Regions from separate parts of the Homo sapiens genome. Here region 1 is linked to region 2. A link is a loop called in an ENCODE intact Hi-C map of the cell type or tissue named here. Cell type or tissue: PC-3. All regions are shown on one strand. Each heading gives the region's core, and the rest is flanking DNA. Links, peaks and the distances in the headings are about the cores only. Region 1 overlaps IL1RAPL1 (interleukin 1 receptor accessory protein like 1). Region 2 holds the start of IL1RAPL1 (interleukin 1 receptor accessory protein like 1).

Evidence for each region. Hi-C counts contacts between places; a loop is a spot of excess contacts. Peaks named below come from ENCODE experiments on the same cell type or tissue, not always from the same donor. Only the 100,000 strongest peaks of a DNase experiment are listed, where the experiment ranks them.
Region 1: it touches region 2 in a loop (11-fold over the local background); 7 of 110 quality-filtered maps call a loop at or near these places.

Annotation. Positions count from the first base shown.
Region 1 is chrX:28,798,295-28,806,294 of GRCh38, reverse strand. All of the region lies in intron 2 of IL1RAPL1 (interleukin 1 receptor accessory protein like 1), which reads right to left. Among named protein-coding and RNA genes, the nearest start is that of IL1RAPL1, 210 kb to the right of the region's middle. In PC-3, for the core only: a CTCF peak has its summit at 3,487 (motif pointing right); no DNase peak of the experiment used is centred there.
Region 2 is chrX:28,581,712-28,591,491 of GRCh38, reverse strand. IL1RAPL1 (interleukin 1 receptor accessory protein like 1) reads right to left here and starts at 4,046. Exons shown (of 11, transcript NM_014271.4): 1 at 3,445-4,046. RefSeq lists an enhancer at 1-385. In PC-3, for the core only: CTCF peaks have their summits at 874 and 4,437; a DNase peak (open chromatin) is centred at 4,421; H3K4me3 peaks cover 2,529 bases.

The sequences.
Region 1 (8,000 bases), core at 1-8,000, 210 kb before region 2:
CAGTGCTTTCAGCTTCAGCTATTACAATTTCAGCAGGGGATTATACACAATAACCATGAATGGTCAGGTCACCCTGCCAACTAAAAATAAAGCTTTAATTCCTCCTTTTCAGAGAAATGTAAACTCTAATGAAACTATTCATTTCATGTAAGTTAAAATTATTCATTTGCTTATATAACAATTGGTCAAATAATGCTATGTGTAAAGCCTCATTAATGAACTTAACCTATATAGAGATCATTCCTCAAGGAGTTTCTGGTATCAGAGAAGAGTTATGACATGCATGTACATTGCCACAGGAAAATAGAGAGTGCTGTGATGAGATTTTTCAGTGTTCTTAAATCCAGAAATGAAATACAAAGATGTACTGAGTACTGATTATGCAATGACTCTTTTAAGCATAGCGATTACAAAAGATATATATATATATACATACATATATGTATACATATAAAAACGGATAAAGATGTTTTTATACTCAACGAGCTTATACTATTTAGTTAGGTAAATAAAACAGATATTTTTAAAATGCAGCGATCATATATTCTTATTGTTTTTGAATCCTCAGCAACTGGCATATAGGAAAGCTGCAATACAAGTGTGTTTTGTGAATTAATAGTTAACTGTGTGTATATTTGAGTGGATACATGTGCATATGTGTGTATGCATGTAGGTATACCACAATTTAGCACTACATACTAAAAGAAACTTGACATCTTAAAAAAATAAAAAGCTTCTCCCTGTGTTAACTTGAAGTTCTTCACTGAGATTATCAAGGCAAGACCCATTGATACAATACTTCATTATAGGCACAAGGGTAGAAGACATTTGAAAGAACCCTACAGTGGACCCAAACGCAGATTTTTATTTCAGATGTACAATTTGTCAGTCGGAATCCACACTGCAAAAGATACATCATTTTGAAAACCCAAAAATGTATTTGACCAGGAAAAATATAGACTAGAAATATAACATTAGCTACTAGTTCTCAACAGAATTTTTAACTTAATAAAAGCAGCTGGAATTACCTTCCACCTCCCTCTCTTCACTGTACAATCACCTGCTAGTTTTTATTACTTCCAGTTTTTACTAGCAATCAAATCCATCTCTCTTTCTTTTATTCCTGCTGTTACTGGCTCAGTTCATGACTTTCTTACCTGGACTACTGGCCTCATTTCCCACTCTCTTGTCTTAGAGCTCTTTCCAATCTATCTGGTCAGGTTATTCCTACTAAGCTCTGCTGCAATTTCTTCAATGGTTCCTGACTTCCTAGAGCATAATATTAGCATTTCTTGTCATGTCATACAAAGTCCTTGTGATATGGCTCCCATCTATCTTTTTCCACCTTTTCTCCTGACACTCCCTCATCACTTATTCTGTACTGTGCCCTGATATAGATGTATTCCATCCATATCAAACTATTTTATGTAAAAGCTACTCTAATATACCACTGTGATTGACAGAATAATGACTCTCCAAAGATGTCCATATCTTAATTCCTAGAACCTGTGACTGTTAAGTGGCAAAAGGAACCTAGAAGGTATGATTAAGTTAAGGATCATGAGATGGAGAGATCATTCTGGATTAAAGTGGTGGGCCCAATGTAATCACAAGGATATTTACAGGAGGGAGGCAGGAAAGTCAGAGTCAGAGAAGGAGATGTGACAGTAGAAGTAAAGGTTACAGAGACTGGAAGATGCTATGCTGATGATTTTGAGTTCAGGAAGGAGCAACAAGACAAGTAATACAGGTGGTTTCTAGAAGCTGGGAACAGCAAGAAAACAGATTCTTCCCTGGAGCCTCCTAAAGGAATGCATCCCTGCTGATACCTGGATTTTAGAACTTCTGACCTTCATCACCATAAGATAATAAATTTGTGTTGTTTTAAGACACTAAATTTGTGGTGATCTGTTACAGCTACAATAGGAAAGTAATATACTATACATGTATGATATCTCATATCACTTATTTTTTGCAAGGTATTTAATAGCAGAGGTGGTAGATTGTTCATCTTTTTTAATCCCCCAGAGAATTCAGTCCAGTTGCTTGTTTACAGTATGTTTTGTCTGAAAACATTTGCTAAATACAAAGAATAAATTAGAACTGACTAGTGAATATGAAAGGACAATGCCTATAGCACCACCAGTTCCAAAGACATGACAGATACATGGATTTTATAAAGTAAAAAGGCATGCAGTTACAAAAATAAGCACTCCATATGTTTCTTAAAAAAATCAGCAAAGTTATGAGGAAATTATATAAACAATTTTCAGGATATGATTCATAGGTATAGAAAACTAAGAATGATCAAATTAATAAAGATAAATCATATTGCCTTGGTTTCTATTAATAAAATTTTCCACAAGTTTGTTTTTTAAATAAAGAATACAAAAGGCAAGTTTCTACAAACAAATATCTAAACATTTTAACCTTTTTTATGCCCAGGCATAGCTGATGTGAATCAATGTTATCAAGCACTTGGTATATACTAGGAATTCAATAAATGCTTGTTAACATTGGTGTACACAACCTGTTACTTTGTCCTTTAAGAAGAAGTAGGTTCCATGCATAAAATCCTAAAAGAAACACACGTAATCAAGTACAGTTGTACATATTTTAGATGAGTGCTCATAACAGGAAAAATATTCTTATCAAAGTTTGAAAACATTGGTAGCATGCTAATATTTTCGTGTGTGGGGGGTGTATTATATGCCTTTCGTTTGAAAACGCATTTATAACTGTTAAGACCCTTTGAAAATTTTTCACTTTAAAAAAACAAAACATTGCCGACCAATAATTTCTCTTGGTCTTCATTCTTTGGGACATGCAGATAAAAGTAACTGCTTTTTCAAGGTAACTTTGCCTGATGACTAGTGCTTTCCATTTAGCTTGATTCTACCTAGGCCCTCCCATCTCCTATTCCAAGGCCTGTCCAATAGACCAGCAGGAAAACCTAAGTCGTGAAGCACACATCTATCCACACAAGATCTTCACTTCCATATTCTTCTCAGCAGCTCTTATTTATAATAGTGAGCAACTAAAATCTTTAATGACTTTTTCTCCTTTCGACACCTGAATTATTAAAATGACAAGACCTTAATGACAGCAATGTATTAAAAGAGGATTTTTAATAAGTCTATAATATCAATGCACTTGTCAAAATAATTTGAATTCTGGTAATATAGGGCTACAAATGGACATGATGCTAAGATCATAAAAATACGATATTTTTATCTCCTTACAAGATCTCAATGAACATTTCTATTATAAAAATGTAGCAAAATATAGGAGAAATATATATATACTCTTTATAAAACCTAAGGCAATAAATCAGGGCAAATAAATGTTTGAACAGTATTAAGATCAAGTAAAATAATCACTGAGCAATAATTCATCAGAAGTTTTCTTCCCATGTTTATTTCTCCCTGTGTTCTGTGTTTATTACCGCATTTTCATCAATCCTAAAAAGCCACAAGATGGCATTGGAGAGTACAATTGCTTTATAGAACATATTTATAGAAAAAATTGGAAGAATCCTCTTTTCAGATAGTTGCATTTTTTCTGATATGACAATATATTTCAGAAAAATATTAATGCACCAGAGTATGAAAATCTTTCTTCATCATTGATAAGAATAATTTTTCTTTACTATTTACAACATAATATTTGGAATACAAAATAAGTGGAATATGCATTAAGAACTTAAAGTAAGATGCCAATGGCAGTACTTTATTGAGCTCAAGGTAGCAAAACTAATTTGGAAATATTTTAGTACAGTTAGTAAAACATAAATGACAATTGAATAGTGTTGAGAATACTCACAAGAGGCTCACTGACATTTTTTGAAGAAATATTTATATATAACCCTCAGAGATTTTAAAACTTGGCAAAGTTATTCACTGTCATCGCCTTAAGGCAACATTTCCCATGCAAGGTGTCTTGCATAGATGTCTTAAGAGACCATAACTCTACAAAAAGAAATTTGCCTTAAATAAGCAAAAATAGACTAAAACATGGTTTGGTATTTGAAACTGACAAACCAAATTTTACTTAATCACATCACCACATGCAAGGAGAAGTATCTTATTTTTAATTTGGCTTTCTAATGATATACTGTGTGCTATTTAAAAAGAAATAAAAACTAATTTTTTTTTCTCTTAACAGAACCTTTGTTTTAAGCTAATAACATCCTCCACTCTGTAGTGCTGACTCAAACTGTATAGCACAAAGTTAAATGTAGCTAACAATGGGCCTCAGGTACTCTGGTCACAAACTCTGCCTTTTTAAACGTGTGATCAATTTGCAAACATGTAAAATAAGTTACAGAAAAAAGTGTCAGGTATATACTTAGTATGCATTGAAAGTGCTCAATAAATATTTGTGAAAGGAACAAAAAGATGAACTATTATTTGTATGGACAATGTTGTAGTGCAAAACTTTATGAAAAAGGAAACCAAAGATATGACAGCTTCAGTTAGGGACATGTTCCCAATCAACAAGGCTCGTTAGCAGCTGCATTGAAACCCAAGTGTTTTAATTTCCACTGCTGTGGGTATTATAAGGTAGGTGCAAAACTAATTGCGGTTTTTGCCATTGAAAGTAATGGCAAAAATTGCAATTACTTTTGCACCAACCTAATATAATACTCATCAGATTAATGTAAGCCACTTCTGAGATACTAACTAAAAAGATGTAATTTTTGTGATCATCACTGTGAATGAAAGTTGGAGTGTAAATATTAGCTGTCTGTAGACCTTTCCTGGAACTTACGATACTTAACATGAAGATTAACCGTGGAAAATTATAATACACTTGTAAGCTATCTTCCATATCTGTATTTATGAAATGAAAAAACGAAAATTAAATCAGTATCACCCTTCCTTCAGGAGGTTTATCTATGGCAAAACATGTTTTAATTCTTGCTAAAAGAAGTTTTTGATTGGAAAAAAAAAGAAGTTTTTGATTGGAAAAAATTTTATCTATACTATTATATCTGTACTAATGTACAATTCTTTTCATTAGCATGGATGACCACAAGTTTTATACTCGTTTTACCTAAATAGAAAAAGCATAATTTCTAAACAGTTAAACAAACTTTAAAAAGTAAAATCCCTGGCCAGGTGTGGTGGCTCACGCCTGTAATCCCAGCACTTTGGGAGGCCAAGCAGGGGCGGATTACGAGGTCAGGAGTTCGAGACCACCCTGGCCAACATGGTGAAACCCTGTCTCTACTAAGAATACAAAAATTAGCTGGGCATGGTGGCGGGTGCCTGTAATCTCAGCTACTCAGGAGGCTGAGGTAGGAGAATCATTTGAACTCTGGAGGTGGAGGTTGCAGTGAGCCGAGGTCACACCATTGCACTCCAGCCTGGGCGACAGGGCAAGACTCTGTCTCAAAATAAATAAATAAATAAATAAATAAATAAATAAATAAATAAATAAATAAAATCCCTTTAATATGCAAAGGCCCTTTAATATACTGATTTTGTACAATATATACTTTTTAAAACCTGACATCAACTTCTTTCAGACTCCGTTGTCTCTCCACCCCTACATTTTCCTGAATCTTCATTTAATGACGTATTTTCAGTTATCTGACACAACTTTCCAAAGAATGTAACATGATCATTCTTTCATTTTGAAACTTTCTCCACTCTTGGTTTGCAGGAACCAAAACAAGTAAGGTCTCTTTCTTCCTCCCTTAGCTTTCCCTTAGTCTCTTTCCCTGACTGGCTGCTCTTTCTCTGCCAGCCTCTTCAGGGCTAGTGTTCCACAGAATCCTTGATCCTCACCCTTTCCCTTTTCTTTTCCTCTTCTCTCTCTGCATGTTTTCCCTGGATAATCTCATTCCATCATGTTGCTCTCAATATGAGGACAATTTCAAAATCCATACCTCTTGCTTTGACATTTGCAGTGTGAACAGTGGTCCCCCAAAAGATATGTCCGCCAAGACCTGTGCATATGAATTTATTTGGATAAAGAATCTTTGTGGATGTAATTAAGGTTACAGATCTCAAAATGAGATCATGCTGGATTTTCCCAGTGGATCCTAAATCCAATGACAGGTGTCCTTATAAGAGAAAAGCAGAAGGAGATTAAAGACACAGAGGGGAAGGCCATGTGAAGATGGTAGCAGCTACAACCCAAGGAAAACTGAAGCCACCAGAAGGTGGAAGAGGCAAGGAAGTTTTCTGTCACAGAGCCTTCAGAAGAAGTGTAGCCCTGCTTATACTTTGATTTCGGGCTTCTGGCCTCCAGAACTGTGAGACAATAAATTTTATTGTTTTAGGTCACCCAGTTTGTGACAATTTGTTACAGAAGCCACAGGAAACTAGTACAATTCCAGACCAATAAATCCATTAGCTCAATACTTCCAGTGACTACCACAGCTTGTATGTTCCGAATTGACTTCATTCCATCCACTCTCCCCGCAAAAATTGCCATTCATCTTCTCTCTGTAATTGGCGACACCATCAATATAACCTCTCCTCGAATTATTTCACAATTCATCTCCAAACACTCACTAGATCCTATATATTCTTCAGAAATTTATTTTCAGTGCCTTTGATTGCTTTTCAGGCCCTCAGTATATGTAAATACGATTTTTATCGAGTCCCTTACTGGTCATTCTGGAATCCCACCCTAGTCTTTTCTACAGGGAGTGTTACATGTCAAACACCAGGTTTGACCATGCCATTTTCATGTATGATCCTACATAGTTTGATTGTGTGTCTTCCCTTCTCTGCAAAGGCAGCTTTACTGATGGACTCACAAATGTGTGTAACACCATCATACACAAAGCAAGAAGTTTCATCTTTATGGTGTAGAGAAGACACCACAATGAACAGATCTATCAAATCAGAGGCCCAACCACCCAGACTGAATTTTCTACTAAAGGGATTTGCAAAGTTATTAAATATCTCAGCCAAAATATTTTGTTCTCAAGATAAAATCTAAAATTCCTTGCAAGATATTCAAAATCCCTCATATTCTATCCTCAATCTACATTTGGGGCTTCATCTTAGTCACAAAGACCTTACTATTTTCCTTCAATAAGTAGTCATTTCAAGTTTCTGTGCTTTGGGGACCTTTAATATGATGGATGGTATCCCAATCCTCTCATTACAGAATGTTTTTCTTTACCTCTTTCTTTATAACCTCTCACATCTAATTGATCATCTATTTCAATTGAGTCTAACTTTAAAATTGCTCTCTCTTCTGTCTTCACTATTCTCACTGCTATTACTTTACGTCTGGAAATCATTTTCAGGTCAGGTATTACTTTGTTGAAAGGAACACAGACGCCTTTAGCCTACCACAAAGAAAAGGGGGTATTTTTGAAAGTATATGTGTGGAGTGCAGATTAATCTTAAAATGTTCTTAAGATCCAAAGCATCACTAGTATCAGTTTCCTCTTTCTCCTTCCGCATCTCTCATCCTTCCTTTCCCTCTGCCCTGTTTTCTTTCCCTTTTCTTCTTTTGCTACAAACCCTCTGCACCTTTTATCATGCACCATGGATTGCACAGGCCCTTCAGCAAAAGTTTTCAACTTCCCTGTTCTTTTCTCTTCCATTCCCATCTGGCTCCTGGCTGACAATTCTTGCTCTAGTCTTCAACGCATTCAATAGACAGTTTGTTTGAATTGGCTAATTGCCAGTTGCAGTAAGCTAAATAATGTTCTCTAGAAAGATGTCTACTGCCTCATCCCTGAAGCATATGACTATGTCATATTACATGGCAAAAGGTACGTTTCCAATTTGATTAAATTCATGATTTTAAGATGAAATGATTGTCCTGGGTTATCTGAGGATGCCCAATATAATAATGAAGACCCTTATAAGGGAAAGAGAGAGGTAGAAGGGTCAGAGTCAGAGGAGATGTGATGATAAAGAACCTCAAGAACTGTAAGATAATAAATTTGTGTTGCTTTAAGTCACTATATTTGTAGCAATTTGTTAAAACATCAGTAAGATACTGATACACCAGTGTCCCTAATTTCC
Region 2 (9,780 bases), core at 1-8,000:
AACACAAGATTTGCCAAACACCAAACATCATATCTGTTGTAAGTCAAAGTACATCCCAAACATTTCAGTGTGTAACAAACTAACAAATTCTGAAATATAAATCTTCAAAGTTCAACTGTTCTTTAAAATGTTTTATCTAATAGCCATTTTAAAAGTAATACTGATTTGTTCACATATGTTGCAAACATAATGAAAATTCAATTTAAAATTTTCTCTAGTTTTAGGAATACCGTGATTACTTATCTGCTAAATCTCCTTACTTTGCTGAAGCAACTGGTCAGGAAGCAAAATTGATAGCTTTCATATTCATAAATGGTATTTCTTTTTTTCCCAAATATTTTCTAACCTAACTACATGACTGCGGCTGACAAAATGGAAATAAAATAGAAAATAGATGTTACATTTCAAATTACCCACTGCCATCATGTTTAAATGCTTTCCTATTAGACAAAGCTTTTTATTACTAATGTGTAGGATACTTAAGAAAAATGCCATAACCTGCCTTAGTTACATAATCTTCCTAAAGAAAGTAACAGCTTATAAAGTGCCATTAACATGATTGAAACTATCTTTCCTAATAGAAGTATATGCAGTCTTCAAGTAAGGAGTTAGCAATTACATATGTATATTTGCTTCACAACCAGTGTCTTTTTGTACAGAATCTTTTTCCATCCTGCTATTATTTCCATCTCCTACTGAGCTTAGAAAACCTATGCCCTGCTTGGTAACATATGTGTGGCTTACGTCAGAAAACAACTGAGGAAGTCATTTATAAAATATTGAAAGAAGGAGTAGGAAAAATCATTACAGACTATATTTGTGCACATAGTTGGAAACCAACAGCCTGGAAGCAGCTGTTGTGCTACCCTGACCCCTGAAGGAAGGAATCAGGAGTTAAATTCACATTCAATTTCCTACACAATATGAACGCCAAACCTCCCAATCCACTGGCACAATACATCAATGTTTGTGCATGTCCTGCAGAAGTATGAAAGTCACCTCAAATATCAGACCTTAGAATTTCATTCCCCAATCCCACCATTCTGACTCAGGGTGAGCAAATCTTTTCAAAGTTACTTAGAGGGTGTCTAGATTCTGCATCTTACTCCTTAGGACTGGAAGGAAATGGAATATGAGAAATAAAAGAAAAACAGAAAAAAATCATCTCATCTCCCTGACAGAAAAGTCGTTTAGCCCTCTTTGTAAAATAAATGTAAAGAGAAATAGGAAATAGCACAACTAGATAATAAGGTGATTCAACTGAACAGGGTTAGGATTTCAGAAGTTTCATTTTTTGTGAATATGTGATCTATTGAGGAGAAAACAGATCCTAAAACAGTAGAAGGCCAAAAGGACCTGATGTGTATCTTCTTTAAAAAAAATCACAACTCCAGATAAAACATGAGGGAAAATGACATTTTATTCTGCAGTATTCCCTTCTCTGCACAGTGAGCACAGTACATTTATCTCATATGATGGTAAAAGTCTTTGGCAGCTGCAACCTGTCTTTTAAGCCATTCAATAAGTGAAACTTGAACATGGATTGCTCTTTTTTTCTGGGATTTGTGTTAATAATGAATCCAGTGCCATTTAATTTGTAATTTAACAGGGTACTGTTACCTTTGAATGCTTTTACTTCTCTTTTCCCAGAAGGTTAAAATGGCCCAGAAAGAGATTGTCATGGTTAAGATAAAGGGACAAAACAGTCATTTCTGACACGCTGTGGAAGCAATCATCATTTTTATGAGGGAACCACCAGGCTGAAATCTGCATCAAGCTCTACCAGGAAAAATGCAAGAAAGGACCCTAAATATTCATTCCGTTCACAGTCATCATTTCAATGAATTTAACTTTCCATTCAGTTGGGGTCATATATTTCAATCCTAGGGTAAAGAACTATGACCTTGGCTGGAATCATCAGTCCCAGTTACTCAATGGGGCACTTCTGAAACATCGCAGACTCATTTTGACTCTCCACGGGTGTGGCTAAAATTGGTCCTGTCCAGCCCTAAAGCTTATATGATCTGATGTCCCTCCGAAACTCACTATGAGAAAACTCATGCAAAATTTGCCATAGAGATCAAGGTTTACAGGACCCTTGGAGCTAATCTCTCTCTGCCCTCCTCCTCTGTTAGCTGTTACAAGCCTTCAAAAGTTAACAGGGTGATGGAGCCTCTCTCTATACAATCATCTCATCTCACTATCGTTGACTGAAACTCGCTGATGTAATGAAGTTACATAATCACCGATTATGCACGACTTCCATCCATCTTCCTACATATCCACATATCTTCTCCCCTCCCCTTTGGATCAATCTACCAGGTGAGATTTATAACATATGTAAATGCTCCACTCTCTCATCACAGGCACTGAATATGGAACTTTAGCATTGCAGTACAGTGCACTGAACCACGTCATCAATATTGATTTCTTTATCCCATTTCCCAGGCAGAATATGCTTAAACATCCTTAGTGTTCTAGTCTCTAACTTTTTACCGAAAGGGTAAAATAGATGTAGCAGACAGGACACATCTTCAACTTAAGGTTAGGGGAAGTATGTAATTAATTGCCTGCATTTCCCAAGCTGGCTGCATTGCAATAAAAGGACGGTCTCTGCTTTCAGACCTTCGACTCCCCTGCACGTGGGTCTCAGCTTCAGCTATTTAGGATATTGGGTAAATAATTATATTATTGGGCAATTGAACTTGAGAAAGAAAGCACTGTGGTGATATTTAAGATAATGTTGCCTTATTCTTCTCTATGTTAGCCATCATTTTTAGCTTTTTCTTTTCTTTTCCTTTTTTCACTCTGAGTGATAATCCAGTAGATAAAAAAGTAGCCCAGGGCGCTTAATAATCTCCAGTAACCACAACCTAGAGAACAATTAACGATGATTATCACCTTAAAGTTTAAGAACTTGACAAGTGGGATGTCCCTGGTCCCATTGCGGCTGTGAAATGCAGCAGAATGCTGCACTGAGTTGAAAACATATTTCTTTTAATGCATAGAGAGTAGCTCGTTTCATTTTAAATGGGGCTCTTCACTAAGTGTTTCTTTTACTGCTGCTACCCCTTCCAGAACGCAGGGGCCACAAATATTACATTCAAACAAAGAGTGTCTACCCAGAATTAATTCAAGACACTCTTCCATATCAAAATAATTGGGGGAGAGAGTGATACTTTGATTTTCAATTGCACTCAGAATACGGGCACACATACATATACACACACACGCACACACACATACACACACACACACACACACACACACACACACACACACACATATCAACACACCCAACTGCAGTTATTCCATTCAGTGCCAATAACGGCCACATCACAGCCATCAATGCGATGCAGCAATCATTCAAGTCACCCATTCCCATTACAAATGCCCAAGTTTGCTCATGCCACTGATGGGTTTGCATATATAAAATGACCTTACCCACAACAGTCTTCCAAATTATTCTCCTCTGGATATTAGTCGGTAAGGTAATTGCTGGTCATCACAATGCGTATTCAGAAAAATCCACGTTTTACTCCTGTGTTCTTTTTCTTGTTTTTGCTAGCAATTAATATTGTGAACAAGATTCCCATTCACAAATGCCAAGTTCACCATAAAAGCAGATAATTCCATACAGATCTTCCCTACAAGACTGTCTCCAGTTAGTTCTCAAAGTGCCCGATTGTTTGCTGAAGATACAATCCAGGTGCAGAGCAGGAAAAAAAAAAACAGACTAGGAGAAAAATGAAGAGGCAGATAGAAAAGGAGAGACTGAGAGAGGAGAGAGCAGAAAAAGAGAGGGGAAAATAAGAATAATTCTTAAAAAATAAGGAAGGAAAAAAGCCGATAAGTGAGAAGTCTGCGAGCTCTATGACAAGAATTGGAGTGTTGCTTGCAAATCTTCTGAGTACATGCAGCCTTTCAAATCCTCCTGGTCCCCAAGTAAAATTTCCAGATCCGGGATGCAGCCATAAGAAAGAATCCTATGTATATTTCACAAGTATCCCGCAATAACAGATCCGACGGGGTTTTCCTTGTACAGTACTGCTATGTGAAAGCACACAACCCCTGCTGTTTGGGAAGGTGTCTCCTGGGTCCTAGCTCTCCTCAGCAGCCCCCAAAAATGATTTTTCAAAAAAGAGTCGGGGGGGGGGGTGGGAAAAGCAGCTTTGCGTTTGCCTTGAATGATGCTAATCCTGAGCGAAAACCACAAGCAAAACACGAATAGCACGAGATCTTGATTAATAGCCACAATCCACTCAAAATATCCCAGGGAAGAAGGAGCGAAAACAAGAAAGAGAAACTGCAACGCATAAATGATTCCAGTGTTTCTACAAGATCGGTTCATTTGATTGAATGCATTCTCTGGTTTGCTGCAAGTCATAAAGAGGATAGTATTACTGCCACCCAATGGATATTTTAGTACTAGCCAATCCACAGACAGCCACCGCTTTGCGAGTTTGAGTTCTCAGAAGACCGAAGTGGAAGGAAGGTAGCCTGGGAATCTTTTGGAAAGGACCCTGGGAGGCTTCAAATAACGGAAATCTGTTCTTCCAGGCAAAAGCAGACTGGCAAATTTGGATGCTTATACAGTCTTGCCTTAGCCACCTTAGAATTATGGTTCCATTTCTCTAGGAAGCAGAAAGATACAGAGAGTGATGCCTAAGCCGACACACTCTTGATAACCTCCTTTTCATCTCTTCTCTTTGAAGCAGATTTATTATTGCGCGCGACCCTCCCACCCCCATCACTGTCTCCCCAACGCCCCCATTCTCCGTATCACTTTAAGATGGATTACAAGAGAGAAGGGGTGCGGGGGCTGCTCCAAACAAACCTCAGGTGCTAAGATGATAATTGTTTCTAAAGGGCAGTTTTGCAAAAGTGCCTCTGTCTGTATTGATATGCAAACTGTGAGTCCTTCAAGCAGTAACCCTCCTCACAGCCGCGCTTTCAGTTTGGGGGAGGAGCAAAATCTTCCCTAAGTGAGTGGGGCTTGGGAGAAGGGTGCCTGTGGAAGGCTCTCTGGGAGTGCGGGGTGGGGGTGGGGAGTGGGAGGAGGAGCGGAGGGGAGGGTATTGAAGAGGATCCTCCTCCCATCCACCGCGTAATTGAGTTCCCTGCAAAAGAGTTCGCTGCTGGTTTCTGAGATGAATTTGTGATGAAGAAAGAGGGTCAAAGTAGGTACGGGTAAATACATTAGGTTATTTGCTCAATTTAAGGTCCTTGACCATTTACATTGGGATAGTATAACACTCACATGTGATTCCGTGATTCTCAAACTTTGATGTACACACCGTCACCTGGGTGTCTTGTTAAAATGCAGATTCGGATTCGGTACATCTGGAGTGAGGCCTGAGACCCTGCGTTTCTAATAAGCTCGCCCGTGGCCCATAATAATGTTGCTGGGCTGTGGACCACATTTGGAGTAGCAAGACCCTTAAAAAATGTTAATGTTTACACTGCAGCAACAGTGTCAGTTTCCGGCAGCTGAGTAGGCTGGATGATTAAAAGGCAGCGAGCCGCTTTTCTAGTTACTTCTCTCCCTCTCCCCACCCTGCAACCTTTCCCATTCAACACCGGCAGCCCATGTACTTAAAAACCTTAACCCATTTTGTAATGTATCCCACAAGCTTTTGTAATGGCAGGCTTAACCGGATAAACCAAAAATAGAATAAATAGGTAAAGTAGCCTTGGCCCTTCAGAACTGTTTTAATTTGGGGAGTAAAACACGCATCAAGATAAAGAAAACACTTTAAAAATTAGGTAAAATGTGAGCTAAACGAATACAAACTAAGCGCGCAGGTGAGAATAACAGCAGGCAGGGAGACTAGACAGGGAGGTAAAACTGTATTTCGAAAAAAGGAGCAGTACACTGAAATTTCCAACCTAAGCAGAGGGAAAATGTGGTTAAAGTCGGTAGGCAAGTCTTACAAGGTTTCTTTGAAGCTAACTCACCCATGTTCACATCTTCTGTGCCAGTGTTTTTCTTCCCTCTGCTTCTTCCCCACATGCTATAATTCAGCCTAAACTGAAGATTAGAAGTGAAGAGGAAATATATTCCCCTCCTTTCAACGTGAGTGATCTAGATTTTCTATACCTTCCATCACAGTCCTCTAGTTGACCCAGTTGAATGTGAATAGACCTCAAGCAGACCTGGAGGGGGGCACAAGTAACAAGTGTAAATGTAATTGCTTCAAGCAAAATTTAAAAGTAAACGTCTTGACCGTAGGCTCCAATCCTAGATTTGAGTCTAAATTCTACTCCTAAGTAGCCATAATTACCCAAGGGAATCACTTTAATTTCTCTTGGCCTCAGTTTCCTTGTCTATAAAATGACAGGTTGAAATTAACCAGTTGCCAACGTGCTGTCCAGCTCCATATGGTACAAAAATCACGTCCTCTCTTTGAAATGTTCTGCAAGTCAGTTTGTTACTGTACACAGAGAAGGAGTTATGATTATTACCTTGACATGGGCTGCAGAGAGCATCTAGAAGCTTTGAAAAGCATCTCGAGGACACAGGTGAACATTTGACCACTTCAATCCTATTTCAAGAGATGATTTAAAGTGCTTTCATTTCAAATGAAATGATCAGATCCAGGAAAGGAAGTGTTTGTTTGAATCTGAGGTGAAGCATTGTCTATTCCTGGATCCTACAGAGCCAACTGTGGGCCTCGCTGTTTGTTGCCATGGGATCCTCTTTGTGCGAACTATCTTGAACTGTGTGGGAACATTTTCCTCTTGCCTCCCTTCAGTTCTCTAACTCTTCTGAAGATATGTGTCAGAACAAAATGTAGCTGCATTATTGCCAATTAAGACTAACGGCAGCTGCAAGGTGCATCTAATTAAGAATTTTAATTACTTCACTGAATTCTCATTTGCAGATGTTTAGAGCATTCAACAATGTATTGTGATTTTTATTTTAAAATCTGAATAAAGCTGACCTCCCTCCAAAGGAGGGTGGAAAACTACACAACCCAATGATGGATATTTTTAAAAAAGAGTCTTTGACATGGAAAGTATATACCTTGATATATCATTTGAGAATATGCGACATTATATTGAGGATGAGGAAATAGAGTGCATATCCATAAATATGCCTTTTTTACTAAAGGAAAAGGCAAGCAAATCACAAAATACTGGAAACAAATTGATAATTTACTATTCAAGTAGAATCCTTGCATGCTACATAGTTCTCAAATATTCTGTTCTTTTTCTTTCCAGTAATATGATGGTTAACTGTAGGTTTGGCACTGCAGTATGGGGATTGTAGGCTATAATGCAAAGCATTATGGGGTTTGTAGTAAAAACTGGCTGCAGATCAATTCCATGCTTCTAGCTTTTCTCAGTTGAAGAAACTGCTGTTTTATTTTCTAGTAATAAAGAAGAATGTCAAGATACTGTACATTAGATTCATTTTAATGAAACAAGGTTGGTATTAATGGGAGTATGAAATTAAAGGTTAGCTACAGAAATATTCTGACTTGGGAGATGGAGAATATAACCCCACTTTACAAACCCCAAAATAAACTGAGTGAGCTATTTCCTAATATTACTATCCTATAGTTAAGGTTTCAAAAATCACTTTCATTGTTTTAGTAGTAAAACGTGAGAAAATATCAAATTTGGTATTTACGAAAGAGAATGATCAACACCTGAAATGAACTCAAGTTCTTATTGATTCTGTCTTTAACTATTGGTAGTTGAAATTTAATTCTTCACATTTCACGTCATTGAAGGCTATAATAATAGTTTGCTTTAGCGCAGCTTTTTGTGGATGGAGGCTTCTTTAAAGAGAGAAAGAGAGCCTACTCAGCTGCCAGCCACTCAGTGAAGTGAACAAGAGTTTTATTTAATCTACCTTTTTAGATACTTTTTATATAAAATTACTCTGAATATTCAGAGTAGCTTCTCTTTTTAATAAAATCCTTAAGGCTAGAATATCCTTAAGGTTAGGAAATATGTCTGAATTGGGTTATTTTATTCAGTTTAAATTTAATTATGGAAATGTATAAATTAAGAAGTTATAATTCAGTTCATTTTTGTGTGCAGATGATTCTATGTAGATAAATACATAATTTACAGAGGTTTTGATTTAATTCTGTTGGCAGTTTATTTCAAAGTTCACTAAACATTTTCCATATGATATGAATTCAAAGTCTAGCTCCCCACAATGCTCTATGAAATCAGCCCCCCTTTTGTTTTGAAGGCTAAAATACGTCTCTTCAAAGCCTCTTCCATCTGTGAAAGTTTCGATTATCATGCTAAGTTACTTAGAAGGTATTTTATACCTGAGGTTGCTTCTTTTTCTCTTTCTCTCCTTAAAGAAGCCTCCATCCACAAAAAGCTGCGCTAAAGCAAACTATTATTATAGCCTTGAATAAATGCAAAATCAAGTACTCTTCATTTTCAGGCCTTTTGCCAGCAATATTCATTTGAACCCACCACCACATATTCTCAAATGAGGTACAGACAAAGACTTGAGCATTTCAGCAAAATTCCACCATAAAGTTCAGGAATAATAAAGAATGCTATGAAAAAGCAAACAGCAACAGGAAAGAAAAATGCCATGCCTGCTTTTCTTTCAGATTTCTAAGTTTTGAATCATAAAAATATATAAATATATATCTTCTTGAATGCAGTTTACATTATTGTTCATACTGTGAATATTTCTTTTATGGTCATAAAAATAAAAGCAATGCCCCAAATGAAACACTGTGTACATAAGCGATGCAAATGCATCCCCGGTGGAAAGCCGGCTGGCTGCTGGTGGGAGGGTATATTTATACAGTGCCTTTCATTTGGAAGGTTCCCAAAATGATTTGCAAACTGTATATAGAGGAATGGCTCACCATGGAAATTCACCCACTTCCAGGAGAGAATGCAGAAGTCATTCCATGCTGACAGCCAGTTTAAATAAAACCGCAGAACAATATTTCAGGTGGGTGAAATATTAAAATTGTAATTGATTCAGGAAATGTGCCCTGGAAACCCACTATGTGCCAGGCATGGTTCAAAGTACTGAGGGTATCATTATGGATATATCTAGTTCAGTTTCCTGCTCTCCTAAAGCTTACATTTTATTAAAATCTAACCAGAACTTGGGAGTTACAAAGACCTATTTCCTGGTGAATTTCTGATCTCTGCATAGAGTTCTGCTGAAATAGACCACTTGCACTTTTTATATGTATTTATATCAGACTTCATGATATCCAGGACACAGAACCTGTGGCATATCTTCTACTTCAAATTGAACGCACAAAAAAATAGCTTCAGATATTGTGGTTGAAGCAGGTAAAATAATAATATTTCCTGCATTGAATGCTTTGGGGGTGGTAGGGCAGAATTCATACTCTTCTGGGTTTGGGAAAATAAATGAAACGGTATTGATGTAAATATATGGAAGATCACTTCCTCTGAAATGATTCAGGGCATTTCACGGTAATTACAGCGTATAAAATAGGTTTGATGAAGGAAGAGAACAGTGTGAGCTAATGTTTCCAAGTATAAAATATGGAATCAAATTTCAGTATCACTCAAATTACCTAGATTAATAATATTTTTCAGAGGAAAATAGATTGGGAAAAGAAGGTAAGGCAGGGGCTGTGAAAGTTCAGCCCAGACTAGCTCTGTGTACTCACAGCCATCACCCTCTTCTCTGTAGTTTGCTTCTAAAGGCCAGCACCCATACCCTCTTTAACAATTGCTCTTGGGCTACTAGCACTGTGTGTCATGCCTGTGATGAGAACAGGAAGTACCTGGAATTTGAAACCCTCTTCC